Regions from separate parts of the Homo sapiens genome. Here regions 1 and 3 are each linked to region 2. The links are chromatin loops, found by intact Hi-C in ENCODE. Cell type or tissue: endothelial cell of umbilical vein. All regions are shown on one strand. Each heading gives the region's core, and the rest is flanking DNA. Links, peaks and the distances in the headings are about the cores only.

Region 1 (8,387 bases), core at 43-8,042, 280 kb before region 2:
CCCAAGTAGCTGGGACAACAGGTGCCCGCCACCATGCCTGGCTAATTTTTGTAATTTTTTTGTAGAGATGGGGTTTTGCCATGTTGCCTAGGCTGTTCTTAAACTTCTGGGCTCAAGCAATCCTCCCACTTCAGCCTCCCAAAGTATTGGGATTAGAGGCATAAGCCAACACACTCGGCCTGAAATACCATTTTAAAAATCACTAAACTTCCACACTCACACTCTTTTTGTAAAATACTATGTAGAGGCCAGGCACAGTGGCTCACGCCTGTAATCCCAGCACTTTGGGAGGTTGAGGCAGGCGGATCACGAGGTCAGGAGATCGAGACCATCCTGGCTAACGTGGTGAAACCCTGTCTCTACTAAAAATACAAAAAAATTAGCTGGGTGTGGTGGCGGGTGCCTGTAGTCCCAGCTAATCGGGAGGCTGAGGCAGGAGAATGTCGTGAACCCTGGAGGCGGAGCTTGCAGTGAGCCGAGATTGCGCCACTGCACTCCAGCCTGGGAGACAGTGCAAGACTCCATCTCAAAAAAAAAAAAAATGCTTTGTAGAACTCAGAGAGTATTATCCTATTAAAACATGACAAGTGATTTTCAGTTTATTTCATTGGACAAATACTAAGAGAAGATAGTATTTTCAAAACCCTAATCTGGCGTGCCTATTAGAGAAGAAAGATTGGAAAAAATAACATTTGTTTTTCCTCTTCATCAGTTTTCAACCTTGGCCTTTAAATTATGATTTAAGAGTCCCTCCTCTCGAGAGATGAGTAGTTTCCTCTGTGGAGTAATCAAGCATCAGAGGAGCCTGAGCGTAATGTTAATGTTCTGAGTGCTTCTGAAGTGACAGGAAGTGGTGCATATGCCCAGGGACAAAGCCAAGTTGAGGAGCAGAACCACAGTAGCTTGAGGAAGGAATAGGTGAGAGGTAAGTTTTCCCCATAACTGATGTTTTTAATATTACTGGCTCACGTCAGAGGGATGCCTCAGCATTTGTTGCAGTAGCACATGGTCGGCTATATTTGCTCATCTGGCTGTCTCTTGTGAGTGAAATGAAACATAAAATGATATTATGATTCTTGATCTTTAATGTAATTCTTGACTCATCAATGGCTCTTTATTATTGCCTTTTGTTTAAAAGTACCCCAAAGCAATGCAGAAGGGAAAACCTGATTGGAAAAGAAAGCAGAGTTTATAGGGTCATATGAGGCACCTTCTCTGTGGATTTGACTAGTCTCCTCACCATTGCTCCTTCACCAAAAACTTGGCAGGTGGTTAGAAGCTCCTCATGTTGTGTTCTGCCTCATAGCAGGCTGTCTATTTGGCTCTTCCTTCTGCTCAGTCAGACATATCAGCAGAGACAATGGCATAACAGATGCTGATATTCAGCCTGGATCAGCCTATGTTGATTTTATGCTTATTAGTCTGAGCTAGTCACAGCCAGCTGGTTGCTGTTTGCCTTGACTGAGCAGTAGAAATATGCACAACTGCAACGGCCTCTTGTGTATATACACCCAGGTGCTGGCTGCCATAACAATCCCTCCCATAACATGAAGGGTATTTTGGATTTATGTATATTTTTGCCTTTTTCAAAATAAAATTTCTTTTAGTATTGGGACAGGCACACTGATGGAAAAGTCAGGACCCAGTTTATAAAAAAGATTTATAAAAAAAGAGTCCCAGTATTTGCTTCTGTGGTACTGGAGAAAGAATCTAAAGTTTAGTTTGGTTTGCTTATTCATTTCCTCCTAATAGCAGTGAGAAGCCAGTACGGATTTTTAAAGACCCATAAGCAAGCTGCCTTTTAGGCATAGCAGATAAAATGTTTCCTGGGCAGCCAGGTGTCATGCTGTTTAGTGCTTCAGTATTCACAACTTACTCTTTTACTGGTCCCAGGAGTGAAGTGTTTTGAACTGGCCAGTAAGCACTGGGGGCTTGCTGTGACCTGCCCCACTTTGCAGCTAGGAAGCTGCCTGAAGGTTTCGGGCATTTTCCTGTGTAATATTGAAGAGAAATGTAGAGTCCTTTTCAGGGTTGCAATTTAGTTCTTTGGTCTAATTCATATTTTTGTGATGATTTATAAAATGTTTTCAATTTTTTTAAAGTTTTTAAATAGTCTAAATAGTCTATATTCTTTTTCTACTGCCTTCATCTTCAATGAACATTTTTTTTTTCTATATACTCCCTCCTTGGAACTACTTACATATCTTTTCTATCCATTTATTTTTTATTTTTATTATTTTTGTTTTTATTTATTTATTTGTTTGTTTGTTTATTTTGAGACGGAGTCTCACTCTGTCCTCAGGCTGGAGTGCAGTGGCGTGATCTTGGCTCACTGCAACCTCTGACTCCCTGGTTCAAGCGATTCTCCTGCCTCTGCCTCCCAAGTAGCTGGGATTACAGGCACGTGCCACCACGCCCAGCTAATTTTTGTATTTTTAGTAGAGACGGAGTTTCACCATGTTGGCCAGGATGGTCTCGATCTCCTGACCTGATGAAATGCTGGCCTCGGCCTCCCAAAGTGTTGGGATGACAGGAGTGAGCCACTGCGCCTGGCCTCTTCTACTCATTTATATTGAATAAATAATGTTATTTTTCTAAGGCAAGTATATTTAATATTCTCTTCATATTCATATTCTCATGAAATCACATTTAAAAGAAATCTGTAGTGGCTGAGCATAGGACTGTTTTCTGGCCTGCTCCTTAATTGCCATTAGATATAACCTAGGTATGGGGAACAATATTTGCTCTCCGTTCTGGTTTAGGAAAAATATTAGAGATTATTAAAGTATGAAAATATCTTTGTTCTACATTTTAGCGAGTGCTTTGGATAAAAATGTAGTGTTTATGCTTATCAAATTTGTGAATGTCCTATAAATATAAGGAATAACAAATATATTTGGTGTCAGAATCAAAATGTGAGATAAGATCAACAGACTAGAATAATGGACTAAAATTAGTAATTCCTAACTTGGTAAATGTAAAGTGAAATTCTTCATTTGGATTCAGAAAGATCAATTGCTTAATCTCAGTATAGGAATGATCTCAATTAAGAAGAATTCAGATTAAAAATAATACATACATGGTAAGCGAGTCACCACTTCCCTTTCCTTTGCCCATGCTAGAGATTTCTAACAGTCATAGTGTGTCCGAAACTGGTGTGTTTTTTTTGAGATAGAGTCTGGCTCTGTCACCCAAGCTGGAGTGCAGTGGCGCGATCTTGGCTAACTGCAAGCTCCGCCTCCTGGGTTCCTGCCATTCTCCTGCCTCAGCCTCCCGAGTACCTGGGACTACAGGCGTCCGCCATCACACCCAGCTAATTTTTGTATTTTTTAGTAGTGATCCACCTGCCTCGGCCTCCCAAAGTGCTGGGATTACAGGCGTGAGCCACCGCGTCCAGCCAATTGGTGGGTTCCTGGTCTCACTGACTTCAAGAATGAAGCCACGGACCCTCGCAGTGAGTGTTACAGTTCTTAAAGATGGTGTGTTCAGAATTTGTTCCTTCTGATGTTCGGACGTGTATGGAGTTTCTTCATTCTGGTGGGTTCGTGGTCTCTCTGGCTTCAGGAATGAAGCTGTAGAACTCTGCGGTGAGTGTTACGGCTTTTAAGGTGGTGCGTCTAGAATTGTTCGTTCCTCCCATTCATAACTGTTGATTCCTCTCAGTGGGTTCATGGTCTCGCTAGCTTCTGGAGTGAAGCTGCAGACCTTTGTGGTAAGTGTTACAGCTTATAAAAGCAGTACGGACTTAAAGAGTGAGCAAGAGCAAGATTTATTGCAAAGAGCAAAAGAACAAAGCTTCCACGGTGCAGAAGGGGACCTGAGTGGGTTGCAGCTGCTGGCTGGGGCAGCCTGCTTTTATTCCCTTAGCTGTCCCCTCCACCCCCACATCCTGCTGATTGGTCCATTTTACAGAGAGCTGATTGGTCCATTTTACAGAGAGCTGATTGGTCCGTTTTACAGAGAGCTGATTGGTCCGTTTTGACAAGGTGCTGATTGGTACATTTACAATCCCTGAGCTAGACACAGAGTGCTGATTGGTGCATTTACAATCCTCTAGCTAGACATAAAAGTTCTTCAAGTCCTCACCAGGTTAACTAGACACAGAGTGCTGATTGGTGCATTTACAAACCTTGAGCTAGACACAGGGTGCTGAGTGGTGTGTTTACAAACCTTGAGCTAGACACAGAGTGCTGACTGGTGCATATACAATTCTCTGGCTACACATAAAAGTTCTCCAGGTCCCCACCCGACTCAGGAGCCCACTAGGCTTCACCTAGTGGATCCAATGCCAGGGTTACGGGTGGAGCTGCCTGCCAGTCCTGTGCCGCACCTGCACTACTCAGCCCTTGGGTGGGCTTGATCCACATGGGAGCCCACCGCGGGGGGCTTGGGCATGGCAGGCTGCAGGTCCTGAGCCCTGCCCCACAGGGAGGCAGCTGAGACCAGGAGAGAATTCAAGTGTGGTGTGGGCGGGCTGGCAGTGCTGGGGGACCCAGCGCAGCCTCCACAGTTGCTGACCCAGGTGCTAAGCCCCTCACTGCCTGGGGCTGGAGGTGCCGGCTGGCTGCTCCGAATGTGGGGCCTGCTGAGCCCATGTCCACCTGGAACTCGTGATGGTCCTAGAGCACGCATACAGCCCTGGTTTCCGCCCACGCCTCTCCCTCCACACCTCCCTGCAAGCTGAGGGAGCCAGCGGAGGAGGTGCCGAGAGCGAGTGAGGGCTGCCAGCACGCTGTCACCTCTCAATAGTGCTCTTTCCTGTGGCAACTGTGTATAATTTTAGAGCCTCTCAACAAGAAGACTAGCACTTGATTAAATTTGGCACTGAGGTAAAGATACTGACCTGCAGATTTTGGACTTGAGGACCTGGTCCTGGCTCCACCAAGACTAGGAAAATGAGCTCAATAACTGTACTAAAATAATTTCCCCTCTTTAGTCCTGTTGTTATTTCTTCATTGGTAAAAATGGGATTTGAATAATTTTCTGTCTAAAGTCTTTTCTAATTCTGATATTCTATTTTCTGATTTTATGAGTAAATAAAAATTTTAAAAATATGATGTGTATTTAAACAACCAATGCAATCTTAAGCAGATGTAGATCAAGGTAGACAGGGTTTCTAATATAAAATGCTGATAAATGGGTATATGTTTCCATATTGTTTCCTAATGTTATGTTTAAAGAATATTGGTGAGTTTGACTTAAACAGAGGAAGGCAGAGAGAATGCTAAAGAATTTCAAAAAATAATAAAGAACTAGATTTGTTTCACCCTACACACACAAAAGAGAGTGGACATGAGTACTGCTTTCTACTTATGCATGATAAGGTTAAAAAATAAAAAAACACTAGATTTCTTCCTTTGAAAATATAAATGGGACCAAAGTACCAGTCAGGCAGGTTTGACACAATATATAGAATAGTTTCCCATATGAAAAAGTATTCAACAAATTACTGGGTTACCTTGTGAATTTACAAGGTACATTTTTAATAATGGCTAAAAATTTTGGAGAATTAACCATAAGTCAGACATGGTTTTAAGTGCTTTACTCATTTAATGTCTTATTGAGCAGTGAGGTAGGTACTATTATAAGCTCCATTTTATAAATAAGGAAATGATGAGGAAAATACATTAAATAAGTTATTTGTCTAATATTTCAAAAGTAAAGTAATAAGTTATCTAAGGTTGAACAAGTTAGCAAAGGTAGGAATCACCACAAAGCCATAGCCTACATTGCTAACCATTATTTTATACTGTCCATAATAAAAGTGAGTATCAGTTGATGTTCATCTAAATATATTGAAGAAGAAAGTAGAAAATTGAAATGCAAAAAAAAAAAATTGAAATGCATAATGTCTAAGTTCTCTTCCTGCTCTGTGATTAATACAGAATCAAAATTGTCCATATTTTACCATTTTGAGTTCATGTTAATATAGAGATGTGAAAGACTATTTAAAATGATAATTTTCTGGAGAGTGACATCAGCAGTGATGTGACAGGATAGTCCATTGTTTATTCCCTCAAAGAAACATCAATTTTAACAACTATCCAAATGTGAAATACCTTCTTAAGAATGAAGGAATCCAGATGAGAGATTACAGCACTGGGTTAGAGCACAGAAACATGAAGACATGCATTAAAGAGGGTAAGAAGAACAATTGTACATTACCCATGTCATTCTGCTCCTAAGCCAGGGCAGAAAGCATGGAGAGATATGCCCTTATTGTGGAAGAAGGTGAATAAAGTAAGCACCTGACTTCACTGCAGTCCCCAACATCAGGGCAGCCCCAGTAAACTGGGTAAAACCCAGTAAGCCCCTAGGCCCAGACTACCCCCTAGGCCCCAGGGCCTAGGATAATCCCCACAGACTGAGGCTCCAGGCCAGCCCCCAGCACCAAGCCAGCACCCTCAGCCCAGGCACCAGGCTGGCCCCTATAGCTTCAGGCTCCAGACCAGCCCCCATGGCTTCAAGCTTTAGCAGACACAAAGTCAGGCCTGCTCTAGCTGAATTAGGGTTCAGGTATTCCCTAGGAGACCCCAGCACCAGGCTGACTCCCATGGACCCAATGTCCAGTACTGACCCAAAAGTCCCAGGCACAAGGCCACCCTACAGGCCCAAGCTCCAGACCAGCCCTTGCAAACACACAACCAAGCCCATCTTCATAGACCTAACTACCAGGTCTGAATGAACAGTAAGCCAGCTCCCTTGGACTCAGGCTCAGAAGCCACCCCAGCACTGGTGGGACCCTGTGTACCCAGGCTTCAGGCTGGCCTCCACAAATGCAGGCTGCAAGTACCCTCCTGGTGAACATAGCCTCCAGACCTGCCCCCAGGGACACATTTTGCAGGCTCTCCCCAGTGGAAACCAGCATCCGGCTATCCCCTGTGTATCTAAAATCTGGGCCCACCACTACAGACTCAATCACTAGGCCTGGCCACATAAACCCATGCTGCAGGTCCACTTCAGTAAACTCAGGCATCAGGCCTGTCAACCTGCTAACACAGGGACTATGCTGGTTCACCTGAGGACTCCAACACTAAACCTAACTGTGACCTCTGAAACATGGGCTCACCCAGAATATCTGAATTAGCTGAATGGTAAAGGGCTTTCTCTACTGAAGCCAGTTAGTAATAAAACTGAATGAGTTGCCTGCTTCTTAAAATGTGCAGACATCAATGCAAGGCCACAGGACAATGAATAACCAGGGGAAAATGTCACCACCAAACAAACAAAATAAAGCACTAATAAATGACCCTAAAGAAAGATATCTATGAATAACCTGATGAAAAATTGAAAATAATTATTTTAAAGTAACTCAGTGAGCTACAAGAGAACACATCGACAAATACACAAAATCAGAAAAAACACACAAACAAAATTAAAATTTCAACAAAGAGATAAAAATCATAAAAAAGGATCAAACAAAAATTCTGGAGCTAAATAACACAGTGACAGAACTGAAAAACGTCATAGACAGCTTCAACAGCAGACTTGACCAAGCTGAAGAAAGAATCAGCAAGCTCAAAGGTCATTTAAATTAGTCATGCAGAGTAACAACAACAACAAAAAAAGTGAAGAAACCCAACACAACTATAGGACAGCATCAAGTGGATGAATGAACATATTAGAGGAGTCCCAAAAGGAGCAGAGAAAGATAAAGGGGTAGAAAGGTTATTTAAATAATTAAAAACAAAAACTTCTCAAATCTGGGGAGGAAAACGCACATCCAGATCCATGAAGACACTAGCCCCAAATAGATTAAATATAAAGAAATCTTCACCAAACCACAATATAATCAAATTCTCAAAAGTAAAAGAGAATTTTTAAAGCAGAAGGATAAGAGCTACTCATCATATATAAAAGAATGTTCATGAGACTATAGGGAGACTTCTCAACAGAAACCTTGCAGGCAGGCCAGCAGGGAACTGGATAATGTATTCAAATTACCTAAAAAACAAACAAACAAACAAATCCTTGCCAAACTAGAATACCATACGTGGTAAAGCTTTCTTTTAGAAATTAAAAAGAGATAAAGACTTTCCTAGAAAAACAAAAGCTGTGGTAGTTTATAAACATTGGTCCTGCTTTAAAAAACATGCTAAAAGAAAGCTTTTCAAGTTGAAATGAAAGGATGTTAACTAAAAATATAAAAACATACGAAAGTATAAAGTGACTGTAAAGATAAAAACTATGGTAAGGTTCAGAATACTCGTATTGTAATGGTGGTGCTTAAATCACTTTTAATTCTAGTATAAAAGTTGAAAGACAAAAGTATTAAAAGTAATTCTAGCTATAATAAATTTCTAATAGATTCATGATGTATAAATATGTAAATTGTGACATCAGTAACATAAAATGTGGGGAGAGTTGAAGTACTTTGACATTGTGTT
Region 2 (8,387 bases), core at 241-8,240:
CTAAAGGCAGAGAAACAGCGCTTCAAGGATTTTGAAATTATCAGGAAGATAAGAAAAGATGAAAGAAAACGGACAGAGGAAAGTACTGTGCTTTAGGGTTTGGGCAAATTAACAAGACGTTAATTTAAAGAAAAGAGCAACGAGTAGGTTTGGGGAAGGGAGATTTTTGTATTTAAATGTATTCTTATAACATAAAAGAAATTCATTAGTTTTATATATGTAATACACCTACACATAAAAACATAGCTAATGTTTAGCAGGCATTTCCCATGTACAGAGGACATTTTTGTGTGTTATATGTTTTGTCTCATTTAACTCTCACAACAACCTTCTGAGGTCTATTCCAAATGTGTATATGAAATGATGCTCATGAGATGAGCCATAGCAAGGTTAAGCGACGTGCCCATGATTCTATCATCTGTAAATGGCAGTCAAGAGTAAACTCAGGCAGTTTCCCATCAGAGACTCTACCCTCTGTCACTCTACTGTACTGTATGGCCTCCTCACAGGATCTCTTTATAAACCACAGACTTTTTAAGATAGACTTCTAATATGGTATGGCACTGTGTCCCCACATAAATCTCATGTCAAATTTTAATGCCCAGTGTTGGAGGAGGGGCCTAGTGGAAGGTGGTTGAATCATGGTGGCAGACTTCCCTTTTGCTGTTCTCATGATAGTGAGTTCTCAAGAGATCTGATTGTTGTAATGTGTGTTGCACCTTCCCTTTCACTCTCTCTCTTCCTCCTGCTCCTGCTATGTAAAGATATGCCTAGTCCCCCTTTGGCCTTCTGACATGACAGAATGTTTCCTGAGTCATCCATGCTACCTGTACAGCCTACAGAACCAATTTTGAAGTTTATGCAGAACCAAAACCAATTTTCTGGGGAAGAATTCAAGCTGGCTGCATAAATTTGCATAAGTAAAGGGGAACTGAATGTTAATAGCCAAGACAATGGGGAAAATGCCTCCAAGGCGTTTCAGAGACCTTTACTGCAGCCCCTCCCATCACAGGCCAGGAGGCCCAGGAGGAAGAAATGCTTTCATGGGCTAGGCCCAGGGCCCCACTGCTCTGTGCAGCCTTGGGACATGGTGCCCTGTGTCCCAACTGTTCCAGCTCCAGCCATGGTTAAAAGGGCCCCAGACACATCTCAGGCCACTGCTACAGAGGCTGCAAGCCAGAAAACACCAAGATCTCCATGCGGTGTTAAGCCTTCAGGTGTGCAGAGGGCAAGAGTTGAGGCTTAAGAGCCGCCATCTAGGTTTCAGAGGCTGTATGGAAATGCCTAGAAGTCCAGGCAGAAATCTGCTGAAGAGGCAGTGTGCCTAGATGTCCAGGCTTAAGTCTGCTAAAGGGGCAGTGTGCTCATAGACAACCTCTAGTAGGGCAGTGTGGAAAGGAAATGTGCATTTGGAGCCCCCAGACAGAGTCCCCACTGGGGCACTGCTTAGTGGGGCTGGAAGAAGAGAGCCACCATCCTGCAATCCCAGAATGGTAGGTCCACCAACAGCTTGCACTACTCACATGGAAAAGCCACAGACACTCAATGCTAGCCTGTGAAAGCAGCTGCAGTGCCTGTACCCTGCAGAACCACAATGGTGAAGCTGCCCAGAAGATTATTTTGGAGATTTAAGATTTGGAGTTTTAAGATTAGCTCCAAAATTATCTACTTTGACTCCATGTCTCACATCCAGGCCACACTGATGCAACAGGTGAACTCTTAAGGCCCTGGGCAGTTTCACCCTCGCAGGCTGGCATTGCTGGGTTTCAGACTTGCATGTGGTCTGCTCTGCTGGGTTTCAAACTTGCATGGGGCCTGTAGTCCCTTTGTTTTGCCCAATTTATCCCTTTTGATCAAAAAAATTTACCCAATTCCTGTATCTTTATTGTACCTTGGAACTAACTAACTTGTTTTTTATTTTATAGGCTCAGAAGTGGAAGAGATGTGCCTTGACTCAGATGAGACTTTGGACTTGGACTTTTGAGTTAATTCTGGAATGAGTTAAAACTTTAGGGGACTGTTGGGAAGGCATTATTGTGTTTTAAATGTGAAAAGAACATGAGGTATGGGAGGGGTCAGGGGTGGAATGATATGGTTTGGCTCTGTGTCCCCACCCAAATCTCATGTCAAATTTTAATCCCCAGTGTTGGTGGAGGAGCCTAGTGAGAGGTGACTGAATCACAGGGGCAGACTTCCTCCTTGTTTCTCTTGTGATAGTGAGTGAGTTCTCATGAACTCTGGTTGTTGTAAAGTGTGTGGCACCTTTCCCTTCACTCTCTCTCTTCCTCCTGCTCTTGCCGTGAGAATAAGTGCATGCTTCCCCTCCTGCCATGGGAATAAGTGCATGCTTCCCCTCCTGCCATGAGAACAAGTGCATGCTTCTCCTTTTGCCTTCTACCATGTTTGAAAGTTTCCTGAAGCCTCTCCAGCCATGCTCCCTGTGCAGCCTGCAGAACTATGAGCCAATTAAACATGTTTTTGTATATAAATTACCCAATCTTAAGTAGTTCTTTATAGCAACACAAGAATAAACTCATACAACCCCCATTATCATTCAGCTAAATATGGTTGGGTTTTTGGAGCCTCAAGCATGAAGGTGAACTGGCTATGGCTATACCAGCCTGAAAGGATTGAACTCTCCCCTGGAATCCCAGAACAAATTCCTTCAACTGAAAATGTCTCTCCTGTCTCGAGGAGCAAGTCCCCACAAATTTATTTTCTCACTTTCATCCAAACTCTGATAATTCTGGAAAGAAGACCAAAGATTTGTCAATAACAGGCACTCTTAGGGCAGTGTCTGTTCCCTGAGCTGATCATAGGAGCATGTTGGGAAATTTCATCAAATGTAAAATCAAAGCCTTGTATTAGACTTAGCAAAAGTTAGCCGTTGGCAAATTGTGAAATTGGTTAAGTATGCCTGTGGCACCTTCCCACTTTCATAATTAATTTTTATGCCCTCCCACTTGGCTCTTATAACCCTACAAGTACAAATAATTGGTCATTTGTGTGACTTTCTGTTTATTGCATGTCTCTATTTAACTTGCTATAATTTGCATATGTGTGGAGACTACACTTGTCTTTTTGGCTACTATATCCTTCTGTCCCCTAATATTGTACCTGATTATGGAATACGCCAATTTATTAAATGAATAAAGTTTTTTTAAATATCTTGACCCCTTTTTGGAACATTATATAGCACAAAAATAATTGTTCAGTGACTGTACCTTAACTGAATGGATTGTATGAGTAATGGAAGTGGTTAAGATATGAATCACTCTGGGATTGCATTTCCACAAAACTTTTCCAAGACCTATCATAAGAGGGAGGGAAGAGTGAGACCTCCCAATACACTGTATATTTACAAGAACTGCAAAACTTTCAATGGTATGTTTCTTTACTTGTAGCAGGCTTTAGGTTTCAACCTGTTCTCTCTAATGCCTGCCACTGTCTACCTCATCTCTGTGACTTCTGTCTCCATGTAGTTGGCTGTGAAATAGGATGCAGTTTCTTCTTCTTCCCTTGCTATTTTTGTTTAATGGACACAAGTCCCTATTTAATCACCTGGAAAAGCTACCAGAAGGGGAAGAAAGCAAGCCACATTGAGAGTATACACTACTCTTACTAATATAATCTTAGGCCATTTGTACTGTTTTTGTTTCTGGGCCATATTGTAAACTCTTTGGTATGGAACAATAATAATCAAAATTGCTTACATGTATTGAGTACATGTTATTTATTATACTCATTTGACACTTTAAACTGTTTTGTCATTTAGTCTCAAAATGGTTTGGATTTACAAATGAGTACACTGAGGCTCAAAAAGGAGTAGGCCGTTTTCAAAGGTAACTCAGCTAGTAAGTGACAGAGATGGATCTGAAATCCAGGTCTCGATTATCCCAAAACTTTTGTTCTCACTGTCCAACGACTGATTTAAGACAAAACGTTGCTGGCTTCTAATTTCAAGTGAAAAAGTGTTATTTCTAAGGATGTCCAGAATGGATGAAATGTAATTTATTAAACTTCCCCTCTTACGTATTTTGGCAATTCTCTCTCATCTTTTTAGTATATGAAGCAGTGACTCAGAAAACAAATTCCCAGAGTGAATGAATACCTGTAGCCCCCTAGTGGCCTAAGAATGTTATCCACTTCACAGTGAACTGGGATAACTCAGAAGCATTTCCTCATCTGACTGCCTGTCTCCCTAAGAGAGACCTATGTAACAAAAGAATTTCTTTTTTTTTTTTTTTTTTACTTTAAGTTTTAGGGTACATGTGCACAACATGCAGGTTCGTTACATATGTATACATGTGCCATGTTGGTGTGCAAAAAATTTCTAAAAAGAAAAAAATTATATTTAGTAGAACTTGAGAGACATCATAACATCATAACCTTTTTTAGAGCATCTTTTTTTTTTCTTTTTTTTGAGACGGAGTCTCACTCTGTCGCCCAGGCTGGAGTGCAGTGGCGCGATCTCGGCTCACTGCAAGCTCCGCCTCCCGGGTTCACGCTATTCTCCTGCCTCAGCCTCCCGGTAGCTGGGACTACAGGCGCCAGCCACCACGCCCGGCTAATTTTTTGTATTTTTAGTAGAGACGCGGTTTCATAGTGTTAGTCAGGATGGTCTCGATTTCCTGACTTTGTGATCTGCCCGCCTCAGCCTCCCAAAGTGCTGGGATTACAAGCGTGAGCCACTGTGCCCGGCCTAGAGCATCTTTCTTTAAGTATCCATTGGTGGTATGTAAGCCCCCTCCTCAATTGTTTGCCACTGCACGCTCTTTCTGTGCTAAACAAAATCCATCCGATGAATAGAGAAGTGTGGGTTTGGGAAAATGCTAGGTTACCAACAATAAAAAAAGGTCTACTCAAATAATCAGAGTAGTAAGTGACAAGAAGAAGGCTTTAAATCAAATGTCCTCTCATTTATTGGTTCACCCTTTAAACACCTGTTGTATGAGAGTTTACTATGTGACAGGGACTGTATGACATTGTTGATTTAAAGACAAGAAGATTCAGTTAGTGTCATTAAGATGCTTACTGTCTAATGAGAAAGACGACATACCAGAAAAATCGTAACAATCTATGCTAAGTGCTATAAGGTACCCTGAAAATATAAAAGGGACATAGAAGGAAAAGCTCCTAAATTTGCCTGAAGCTATCAAAGAAGGTTACACTAATTAGATAAATTCTGTTATAAAACAAGACATTTGGAAAAGAGCTAGCCAGAAGCAGAGCTGGGCAGAGAGAACTCCAGGCCAAACCCAAATGCAGAAAGAAAAGAGTGTTGGTTGGAGAGTCACAGGTAGTTGGGTATTGCTGGTATACTTGTATTGCAAAATGTATTATCCTGAAATTTATGGAAAATACTTGAAGTCACTGGAATCATAATATTCCTTGCATTTTAGACTAATAGTCTGTCAGCAGTATTTCTATTGCGATGAAACGCAATAGAAAGTATTAGGGCGTGACCAAAGTCTGTAAAATTGGCTGTTAAGACAAAAGAGAGGGAAGAAGCTAAGGAGATAGAATATAATAATGTAACGAACAGCTATTGGTATGTTTTGATGGAGGCTTGGGAGCCTAAAGAAAATAATGAGTGACTGTGTCTCTTCTAATGTGAAACATGATAAACAGTGCTGTAACAGCCTTTGCCACCATCACCACTCCACCGCCAGCTTTTCCTTTTGCCAGGGCAGCTCATTCAGCCTCCAGCCCCTGAGAGTGGTCTGTATTGCTCATAGCTGCCACTCTTCCCCTAGAGCATTGTTCTCTGCTGATAAAAACCACTTAGCCCAAGAAGTTACACTCCTCCAATCTTCATGCTAAGGCCACCTTCAGTTCAATACTGCCTGATGTAGATGACAGACTCGCTTCAAGTTAGGACTAACACTGTGGTGTTCTTTGTCCTCTAAAGCAAATTCCGTGAGGTTATACAGTAGCCAGTATCTAGTTGAGTCCACGTTCTTCTTACTTAGCTTCTTACTTACTTAGCTCTTGACCTATTTTAATTCCCTCTTTCCAATTCTTTTGGTAGTATTTTCAGAAAAAAAAAATCACTTTGAAAACGATCTCTGTTTCTGGTTCTGCTTTTTGGGAACCCAGCTTAGACATCAGAAGTGACCTATCCCTCAATTTACACTTTGCCTTTCTTCCTCTTCAGCAAGTAGAAAATATATGAGAAAATGTGATAAGTAACAAATAAAGGAACATCAATCTTTGGAGAACATGCCATTCCGAGCATGAGGACTCTCAGGAACTGTTTCTGTTGCTGTCTTGATCCTCGATCCATCATTGTCCCAGTCAGCAACTCTGACCATGACTTTATCCATTTACTAAGCATCAACATGTCTGTTCAGTTGATGTGATTGTGACCCGTATTTCTGACTATATCTCAGCCTATCATGTACCTTGTTGCTGATAAACTTCTAAATCAGCCATGCCCTATGACACTGGCTGACCCTGTTCTCTGCCTATTAATCACACTTCTCTAAAAATTCTGCCTAAAACATGCCCTGACACAAATTGGTCCTTTGCTATTGTGTTTTGGGCTTAGGCCCCACAACACTGGCTTTCCAATGTTGTAACTAAGACTGCTTTCATTAAACAATGCGTTCCCACAGGAACATTCATTTAAACCCCATGTATTTGGTAGTTCCTCTCTTCTAGTCATGTGCTAACTGCTAGGGGTATAGAGATGAAACAGAATAAATAAATCTTGGTCCTTATTTGAAGTAAATATGAACACACACATACATACATACATATATATGTGTATATAAATACACACATATATATATATGGTGAAAAGATGGGCTGAAAAATGAATAAACCTATATTAGTAAACCTATACTAATTAAACCTACATAATTAAACTGATATTAATATACCAATATTGAGCAGCCAACATTTAAGAGTTTACTGGATGAGCATATGCTCTTCTTTAGTCATACTGCCTTTGGGTTCGAATCCTGACAAATATACTTTAATAAATATGATAGCAAATTATTTAGCCTCTCTCTGCTTCAGGTCCTCATTTTTAAGATTAAGATAATAAAGTGCTTAGGATTGTTTTAAAAATTTAGAAGATACTTAGGATAGTGTCTATTGTTGAGCAAGCACTCAATGATTGCTAGCTACTGATAATATCCATCATTTGTTAGTTTCCTTAGACATCATATCATTTAATCATGAACGGCCATACATAAAGACTACTGTTCTCCCATTTGACAAATGATGAAATAAACTTTCATAGAACTTACATGATAATATGAAAGGCTAAAATTCAAATCCAGGTCTCAGTTTGTACTATTTCCTCCAAAGGCAAGATGGACCTACAAACAAATAACGTCAGTATAATATCCTAAGTAATAGATACAGTTATCTATATAGTCCATAGGACAAATAGATATAACAATTAACTTTACCTGAGAAGCCGCCCAGAGGAAATGATAGTTGTCATGGGTGAAAAACAAGAAAATATGGGCCATTCCTCCTCATCTTTTTTGAAGGAGAAAGTAGGAATAGTATACACTTAAAATTTGGAGGATAAAATGAAAACCATCTAGGAAATATTGGTAATATCATCATTGCTTCCATACGGGAGAGTGTAAGGAGTGAAGCTGGAATAGTAGACATTATATACTAGAATAAGAATGGTGTATTAGCTAGAGTTCTCTAGAGGGACAGAACTAAGAGGATATATGTATATACGAAAGAGAGTTTATTAAGGAGAATTGACTCACACAGTCACAAAGTGAATTCCCATAATAGGCCATCTGCAAGCTGAGGAACAAGGAAGCTAGTAGTAGCTCAGTCCGAGTCCCAAAACCTCAAAAGTAGGGAAGACAACAGTTCAGCCTTTAGTCTGTAGCTGAAGGCCTGAGAGCCCCTGGCAGACCACTGGTGTATGTCCAAGAGTCCAAAATTAAAAAAAAAAAAACAAACTAAGTCTGATGTTTGAGGGTAGAAAGCATCCAGCACAGCAGAAAAATGAAGGCCTGAATACTCAGCAACTTAGCTCCTTCCACCTTCTTCTGCCTGCTTTTCTAGCCACGCTGGTAGCTGATTGAATGGTGCCCATCCACACTGAGGGCATGCATGTCTTTCCCCGTCGACTGACTCAAATGTCAATCTCTTTGGGCAATCTCCAGAAACACCCAGATACACCCAGAAATAACGCTTTGCATTCTTCAGTCCAATCAAATTGACACTTAATATTAACCATCACAGATGGGAAACATTTAAGAATTTTTGGCAGAGTAGTGAATGATCATATTGATTTATTAGAATAATTAGATCAAGAGCTGTTTGCCAAATGTTCTAGAAAAAGGTAAAACCAGCTTAGGGATACCTATTAGAAGTTTGCTTCTGCAGTCTAAGAACTATTGAAA
Region 3 (8,387 bases), core at 43-8,042, 360 kb before region 2:
GCATCTTTAGAAAAATTTTACGAAATCCTTTTTTTCCTTGCCCTGTAGGTGAGTCGGATGTGGTGACTGCATAAATCTCCCTCTGGCATTTTAGACTCCAGATTTTTTGGTTCGACTTTGGATTTACTCAATCATTTGAGTTTGAGGTCTTCTGTAGTCTACATTTGAATCTCATTCCAATGTCATGTAACTTTAACTCTTGAATGCATTTTCAAGGGGCTAGAGTTTGCACATACAAGAATAGGGCAGAGAAAAATAGGAAATTAACTCTGTATGCCTAGAAATAATCAGGTTGGTTGAATGGCTACAATTTATCTAGATTGTCTTCAAGGTAGAGTATCCATACAAGGGAAACTCTGAGTTGACTATACTTTGCTCTGTATTGGTATAATCATTAATAGTGGTGGTGTAGATTTCAGCATGGGGGATGAATCCCAATTGAGAGGGGAGGTAAGTAATAATATTACTTTCTCCTCTTCTGTGCCAGACTAACAAACACAGAATTAAATGATAAAGCAGAAAACAATTTGATGACTGGAACACTTAGTGACATCATTTAATAGCCTGTGGCATAGAAGCTATTGCAGTAATAATTTCTCTCCAGTGAGGAAGACTACATAATGGTACTTGCCTGGAAGTCTTAATTTTCCGATCCAAAACTTCAGGATATTTTTAAGCCTCCTGCCACGACCCCGTATGCCACAGCAGACAAGATTTTGCAACCATTCCTGAAGAAAATAGATAATAAGTACAAATATATTTTCCAGTACTAAACTGAAGATCATGCTGTCTTAAAATTTTATATTGCCTGTATGTGTACAGTGGAAAGTTAGCATTGATGGCAGCCAGGTTATAAAAATTTAGTTCATAAAAACCCTATGCTTAAAATATAAACTATAGGTCAGGTGTGATGGCTCATGCCTATAATCCCTTTAGGGAGACCAAGGCAGGAGGATTTCTTAAATCCAGGAGTTCAAGACCAGCCTGAGCAACAGAGCAAGACCCCATCTCTAAAAGTATATATATAGATATAGATATACATATACATATGTGTATATATACGTGAGTATGTGTGTGTATATATGTACATATATATATACACACACAGAGAAAGAGAGGGAGATTTCAAGCATAGATCCCTGAGAATTTGTTGTGATTTCTATTGTATTTCACCAGTTGGTGGCGACATTTTTGACTTCCAAATATAAAAAGTTCTTTGCCATTTTCTCCATGATTGAAGGGATACTGATTTTTATTCCAGAGGTTTTTTTCCTCAAGTAATTTCAAGAATCTTGAATGCCTGCAGTTTTGTTTTGATTATTGTTCATTGATGCTAAGTGTAGATAATCATACTAGGAGTCTCTAACATTCCACAGAAGTGCTCCCTCAGCTAGAATGTTGTTTCCATCATTAAGACTACCAATTGCCACCCATATTTATATATTGTACATATGTGTATATCTCGAAAGAAAACATTCCCAGTGCCAGTGGAACCAGACACCAACTGTTGTGCTTCAGTCATGTATATTTAGTTGTCACAAATAAGAAGTGGGAAGGAGAATTTGCCTTTTTCATTACTCTTCCGTGGGGCTTGCACAATAAGATTACTTGAGCTTCAGAATGCCAATAGTCAATGGTGAATTTTTCTGTCACTTTCACAGTTAGTCAGGTGTGCGCTCTGCAATATCAATTTTACACAAGCCATAACATTTCTTCCTTTATGAAGCAAAACCCAGGTAGTGGTGGAATATAGTTCTGTTGCATCTCTACAGATCTGGTGCTGGTAGAGTTTAAAATCAGCCACCTGTCACTGATACTAGATACCACTTATGGATATGGAGGCTTGACTTGCTCATAGTAGTTTTAATGAAGTGAGGGGGAAGCTTTAGCTTCATAAGTGCTCTAAGTGTTATATATATAAGTGTGGTGCACCTCTTTCAATATCCATGAGCTACTACTGATAACCAAGGTGGGTTTTATGCTGAAGCACAACTACCACTGATGGCTAATCTCAGTCTTTGTCACTGAATCATGTTCTTAGTCCTTGTCATAGTATCTTTCCTTATAATGAGTTTTTGCTCAATATAAACTGCAATTTTTCCTCTGTTAGGGTATCCCAGTATATTAAAAATATTTGTATAGACCTGGACATCATTGTAAAAAGCCTTTTGTCCTCATCTTCTCTGTCCACTCCTTCAGGGAGATTCCTAGTCCTTATTAGAGTAAGTTGGTTCATTCATTCAACAAATATGTATTCATTTTTCACAATGCACCAGGCAATGACATAGGCATAATGTTCAAAAAAGAGAGAGATGCAAATATTTGTAAATTCAGATATCTTTTTCTCCACAGTGATTATAGAATAAATAATTAAATATTCAAGAAATAACATACCAGATAGTAAAGAGAAAAATAAAAATAAGTGCTAAAGAGAAAAATAAAATAAGGAAGTGGTATTAAGTTGTGTCAAGAATGAGGATGGTTTTAAATTTGACATAGAGTGAGTAGGGATTGCCTGTAATGAAGGACAAATTTGAGCCAATATATGATGAAACTGAGGAAGTGAGCCAAGGTTCATGGGAGGGGATCAGTGCAGGAAGATTGTGCCTAAAGTGTGCAGTCCTGAGGAGGGAAGGTCGTATGTGACTATGGTCGGAATAGGCATAAGGTTGAGGTCTTAACTTTATACAACAGCAACGTCTATATTCCTTCTCTGGTCTAGTCAAGACACTCATTTATAATGGAAGGGGGAAAAGAGTAGTTGACATGATCAATCTATTACAAATTGATATGGGACACAGAGGGGGTTAGCAGGCTATGAAGAAATAGATAAATAGAAATGCTGACACATCAAGGTAAAATCATGCCTTGCCATGTCTAGCTAAGAATATAATTCCTTGGTGAGTGTTGATTAAAACATAATGCAAGACTAATAGGTGTTTACATTTGTAAGCATTGGCCCAAGTTCTCCACTTAGCAAGCAATGTATAGAGTGCCTAGAGTAGCAGTCTTAGAGGAATTAAATAATTTTCCATTTAGTGTTTTATTTATAAGTTTTATCAAAGATAAAAACTTTTAGCAATGGAAGTCCAATTCTAGATACAATCAAACTTTGCTGCTTTGAACAAACAATCAGAAGAAAATAAAATCTGGCAATATTCTTGCATGTTGTTTTAAAGACTATGTTTTGTTTTGATATGTCTAATTTAGCACATCTTTCTTGATGTTAGGCCATATTTTTACTTGACATATATTTCACAAGTATTTATTATGTGCAAGGCTGTTTTAGGTGTACAGGTATAGCAGTGAATCAAACGATATCCCTACCTTAATAGAATTTCTGTGCTGGAAGGCAAGGCAGACATATGTCAGGTTCTAGGTCAGTGTAAGTGGATAGAGAATTTCCATAGGAAAGTTATTCAGGAAGGCATGTCAATCAGAATATGCTGTGGTAACAAATACACCTCTAAAATTTACTGTCTTTATAAACAAAGATTTTTTCCTGTTTATACCATATGTACATTGGTATAAACAGAGCACCGGGCTCTGCTTATTGAAATTACTCATAGACCCAGGGTGAAGAAACAGGCACCACCTTGACTGTTGTTTGTCATTGTGCTTCAGGGAAAAGAAAATTCTGGAGGGACTAGAACCGGGAAATGTGACATGTCTCATTTCTACTTGTAACTCATTGCCCAAAACTAGTCGCATGCTCTACCCAACCACAGGGTACCCAGGAAGTGGGGAAGCCTAAATATGTTGGTTAGATAGCACTAATGTCCACAAAATAAAGCATATCAGATAAAGAACTCTCTGAGAAAGTGACATTTGAGCTGAGACTTGAAGAAAATGAGGGAGTGAGAGCCAGAGACAGAGCTTTTTCAGCAAAATGAAGAGTAAGGAAGTTAAGTCTCATTTAGTTTGTTCAAAAAGTAGTGAAGACTTCTTCAAAGTTAAAAAAAATGCAATTAATAAAATGTAAGAACATGAAGAGAAGCTACAGATGAATAGAAAATAATTGCAAAATTTTATGTGCTTGAAACTGCATGTTCAAAATGTACAAAGAGCACGTACGAGTTAATAACAAGGAGACAAACAATCCAGTTTTCAAAAAATGAGCAAAATATTTCAGACACTTTACCAAAGAGGATATACCAATGGTAACTGAATACATAAAAAGATTCTAAACCTAAGTAATTATTAGAGAGACATAAATTAAACCACAATGAAATACCATATATATTCACTAGAATAACTATAATGAAAACAACTAACAGTATCAAGTGTTGCATGAATGTGGAGAAACTGGACTTTCATATATTGCTGGTGGGAATGTGAAATGGCATATCTGCTTTGAAAAACAGTTTGGCAGTTTCTTAAAAAGTTAAATACACATGTCACATAACTATTTGATAACTAGGAACTTTATTGAATGTGAAATAAAATCTACTAGAGAACAATGTAAATATATGTTCATACGAAGACTTGGATATTAATGTTCATAGGAGCATTATTCAAAATAGGCAATAATGAGAAAATTCAAAGGTCAATAAAGCGGTGAATGGATACACAAATGTAGCATGCCTATAAAATGGAATGAATGACATATATACTACAGCATAGACAGGCCTCAAAAATGTTATGCGAAATGAAAGAAGCCAGATGTAAACAGCTTATTTATATTGTATGATTCTGTTATATTCCATTATCACAAAAGGGAAAACTAGAGATGTAGAAAGCATATCAGCAGTCACTTGGAACTGTCAGTGGGAGAATAATTAACTGAAAATGAGCACAAGATAAATTTTTTGAAATAAAGGAAGTGTTCTAAGACAAGACAGAGTTAATATTTGCAGAATAGTATAAATTTACTAAAACAAATGTACACTTAAAGTGAATGGGCCGGGCATGATGGCTCATGCCTGTAAACCCAGCACAATGGGAGGCCAAAGTAGGAGGATCACTCGAGCCCAGGAATTCAAGAGCAGCCTATGCAATACAGTGAGACCTCATCTTAACAAAAAATCAGAAAATTAGCCAGGCATGGTGGCGTGCACCCATAGTCTCAGCTACTCAGGAGGATTTCTTGAGCCCTGGAGGTTGAGGCTGCAGTGAGCCATGCTGGCACCACTGCACTCCAGCCTGGGTGACAGAATGATGAGACCCTGTCTCAAAAAAAAAAAAAAAGGATGGAATCTTACGGTATGTAATGTTTGCTTCAATAAAGCAGTTTAAAAAAAGAAACAGTAAGAAGGCCAGTGTGGCTCTTTTAGAATAAAGAAGGAAAAGAGCCGTAGATGGTGTGGTTAGAGGTGTAGCCAGTGACCCTATTCTCATCATCAGTGAGGCCTTGACATCAAGATCCAGTTTGGGCTTCTTTTCAAGTTTGTGGGAAGTCAGCGGACTATTTTGAGTATTAAAGGTACTGGAATTAATTTATGTATTTAAAGGACCCTCTATGTTGATTTGCTGCAGCAGGTAAGATTGAAGCAAGACAATAAATTACGATGCTTTTATAGTAGTTCAGAAAAGAAAATATGGGAAGTAGATCAAGAATGAGGAGTAAACGTGGTGAAAAGTGGTCTTCCCTGGAATAAGTTTGAAAGTAGAGGCTCCAAGGTGAGTTAATGGATGTGGTTGGGTTACTAGACTTTTAAGCATTCTTATTAACAAGTAATGTGAATAAATAACATCCTTATCCCATTCCTAACCCTCTGCTCAACATTAAACACAACTCTAAGTCAATACTTAAGTCTTAACCTTAAGGCTTAGGGTTAGGGAGTAATCACTAATAGGATGTGGATCATGGAAGTTTGATGTGTATACATTTTAATAATTAAAAAACAAAAAACCCCACTTGTTTGATGTTGATTTTTTTTAAATATCAATAACTCTGCATCAAAATGGCCTTGCCACATTTTTTTGTTCACCATTAAAATGATATATTTTATCTGAGACTGCAAAAAACTGCCACAGGCTTTCATGATAACCATCCAAAACAATTGAATAGAATTAGGCTACACCTCAATTTTCATGATATATAATGTGTAATTTAGGTTAACAGTTTAGTACTCAAATAAATCAAATATAAACGATAAACATTTCTGATGCAATTTCCCTTCTCAAATTTGAAGTATGATTTCCTATTACAATAATGCATTTTATTTTTGAAGAACAATTTCAGAGTAATTGCAGATAATTAAATATATTGGATTGTAATTTTGAAAATTACCTGTGTGAAGGGAATAGGTATAGTAATTTGTCTTTGCTTTTTATAGGTTGAACTTGTAGAACTAAACATAAAATATTTAAGTTTTACTGGAACAAAGAATTTAGGAAGAAGCAAATTGTAAAACTGGCTTCAAGTATTTGCAAATTAGAGTTTTAACAATTTCTCCTATCAAAAAATTAAGGTGATAGAAATTTATATTACTACCAATTATGGTAAGAAATTTCATTTTGAAAGTTTTTAAGAAGCTAAAATGATAAACTTGCCATCTAAACGGTCAATTGCTTATTTTTGTTTATATTCTATATAGTGAATGCTGGGAGACACTTATGACTGTTCAAAGAGTCAGTCTCATTTTCTTTCTGGAATACTAACTCTTTTACCTGAATTGTCTCCATGTAATGCTTCTGATTGATTATTTTGATTTTCCTGTAATTGTTTTACTAATTTTGGAATCTCCCTAATAAGAATGGTTTTATAGTAAAACAAAACAAACAAACAAAAAATAGTACTACCTGGAGTAATGGGTAAACTCCAATATCTTAGTGGGAAAATGTAACAAAAGTTTAGTTTTAGCTTATTTAAATATTGGAGTGATGCTAGTGATTTTCTGAGAGGCTTTCTTGTAATTGTTTCATTATGTCAGCCCCTTTTACTGTAACTATGCTATCTTCACCATATGGCTTTCTTTGTGCCTGTTTCTATTAAGCCAATGAATGGTAAAGATTACGCAGGACCTTACATGAGAGCTTTGTCTGGGCCAGAGTGGAAAAAAAGTACACCTCACTACTGCTTTCCTTTCTATGACTAGTCAGAGCTCACTCATTATGGTCCCAAATAATAATTGTGTTTTTTTTAAATTCTAAAATAAGATGAAATTAAGTTATTGACTAGTCAACAGTCTTTGCCACTATCAGGAAGCTATATATTATTTTCAGCAATCTAGAGAAAGAATCCTCATTTAAAAATTACTTTGCTTGATACTTATGTAATGTCCAGATCAAGACGAGATTCTTTCATCTCATGATTTCTTTCTTGACTTTAAAAACAAAACAAGGCCGGGCGTGGTGACTCATGCCTGTAATCCCAGCACTTTGGGAGGCCAAGGCAGGTGGATCACGAGGTCAGGAGTTCGAGACCAGCCTGACCAACATGGTGAAACCCCGTCTCTACTAAAAATACAAAATTTAGCCGGGCGTGGTGGCGTGCACTTGTAATCCCAGCAACTCAAAAGGCTGAAGCAGGAGAATCACTTGAACCTGGGAGGCAGAGGTTGCAGTGAGCCAAGATCGTGCCACTGCACTCCAGTCTGGGCAACAGAGCAAGACTCCATTTCAAAAACAAACAAATAAAACAGTGTTACTGAGAAATAATTCACATATCATAAAATTCACCCTTTTATTATGTAAAATTCAGGGTTTTTTCGGGAGGCGGAGCTTGCAGTGAGTCGAGATCGCACCACTGCACTCCAGCCTGGGCGACAGAGCGAGACTCTGTCTGAAAAAGAAAAAAAAAAAACAAAACACGCTTTTTTTTTCCCACAAAGTTCCATAGACAGCACCACTCTGTAATTTCAGAACATTTCATCACCCCCAAAGAGGCTCCTTACCCATCAGCTGTCATTCCTCCTTCTCCTCGTCTTCCAGCCACTAGAAATCACCAATTTACTTTCTGTCTCTATGGAATTGTCTATTCTGGACATTTCAGATAAAACGAATCATACTGTATGTGACATTTGGTCCAAGGCTTCTTTCACTTAGCGTAATGTTTTCAAATTTGATTGTTGTTGTAGCATGTATCAGTACTTCATTTCTTTTTATGGTTGAGTAATATTCTATAATATGGATATGCCACTCAAGTGTTTGGGTGGAGATAAATTTTTAGTTTTCTTGGGTATATACCTAGAAGTGGAACTACTAGGTCATATGGTACTCCCTTGTATAAGGTTTTCAGAAACCTCTAAACTATTTTCCAAAGCTGTTGCAACATTTTGCGTACCTGGCACCAACCTATGAGGAGTCCAATTTCTCCACCTCCTCACCAAAGCTTACTATTCATCTTTATGATAGTCATCCCAGAGGGTACAAAGTAGTATCTTATTATGATTTTCCTTTGCATTTCCCTAATGAGTCATGATGTTAAACATCTTTTCATATGC

The links. Peaks named below come from ENCODE experiments on the same cell type or tissue, not always from the same donor. Only the 100,000 strongest peaks of a DNase experiment are listed, where the experiment ranks them.
Region 1: a loop joins it to region 2, with 6 times the contacts of the local background. A loop is called at or near these places in 2 of 110 quality-filtered maps.
Region 3: a loop joins it to region 2, with 1.9 times the contacts of the local background. A loop is called at or near these places in 2 of 110 quality-filtered maps.

The regions. Positions count from the first base shown.
Region 1 is chr3:104,902,412-104,910,798 of GRCh38, reverse strand. It overlaps a transcript of LOC107986108 not described here. Among named protein-coding and RNA genes, the nearest start is that of ALCAM, 460 kb to the left of the region's middle. RefSeq lists an enhancer at 5,942-6,496. In endothelial cell of umbilical vein, for the core only: no CTCF peak of the experiment used is centred there; DNase peaks (open chromatin) are centred at 948, 1,448 and 3,098; H3K27ac peaks cover 4,132 bases.
Region 2 is chr3:104,624,118-104,632,504 of GRCh38, reverse strand. It overlaps LOC107986108 (a long non-coding RNA gene), which reads left to right. Exons shown (of 4, transcript XR_001740831.1): 4 at 1,926-2,024. Among named protein-coding and RNA genes, the nearest start is that of ALCAM, 740 kb to the left of the region's middle. In endothelial cell of umbilical vein, for the core only: a CTCF peak has its summit at 4,123 (motif pointing left); DNase peaks (open chromatin) are centred at 3,264 and 4,094; H3K27ac peaks cover 1,253 bases.
Region 3 is chr3:104,980,857-104,989,243 of GRCh38, reverse strand. No RefSeq gene overlaps it. Among named protein-coding and RNA genes, the nearest start is that of ALCAM, 380 kb to the left of the region's middle. In endothelial cell of umbilical vein, for the core only: no CTCF peak of the experiment used is centred there; no DNase peak of the experiment used is centred there.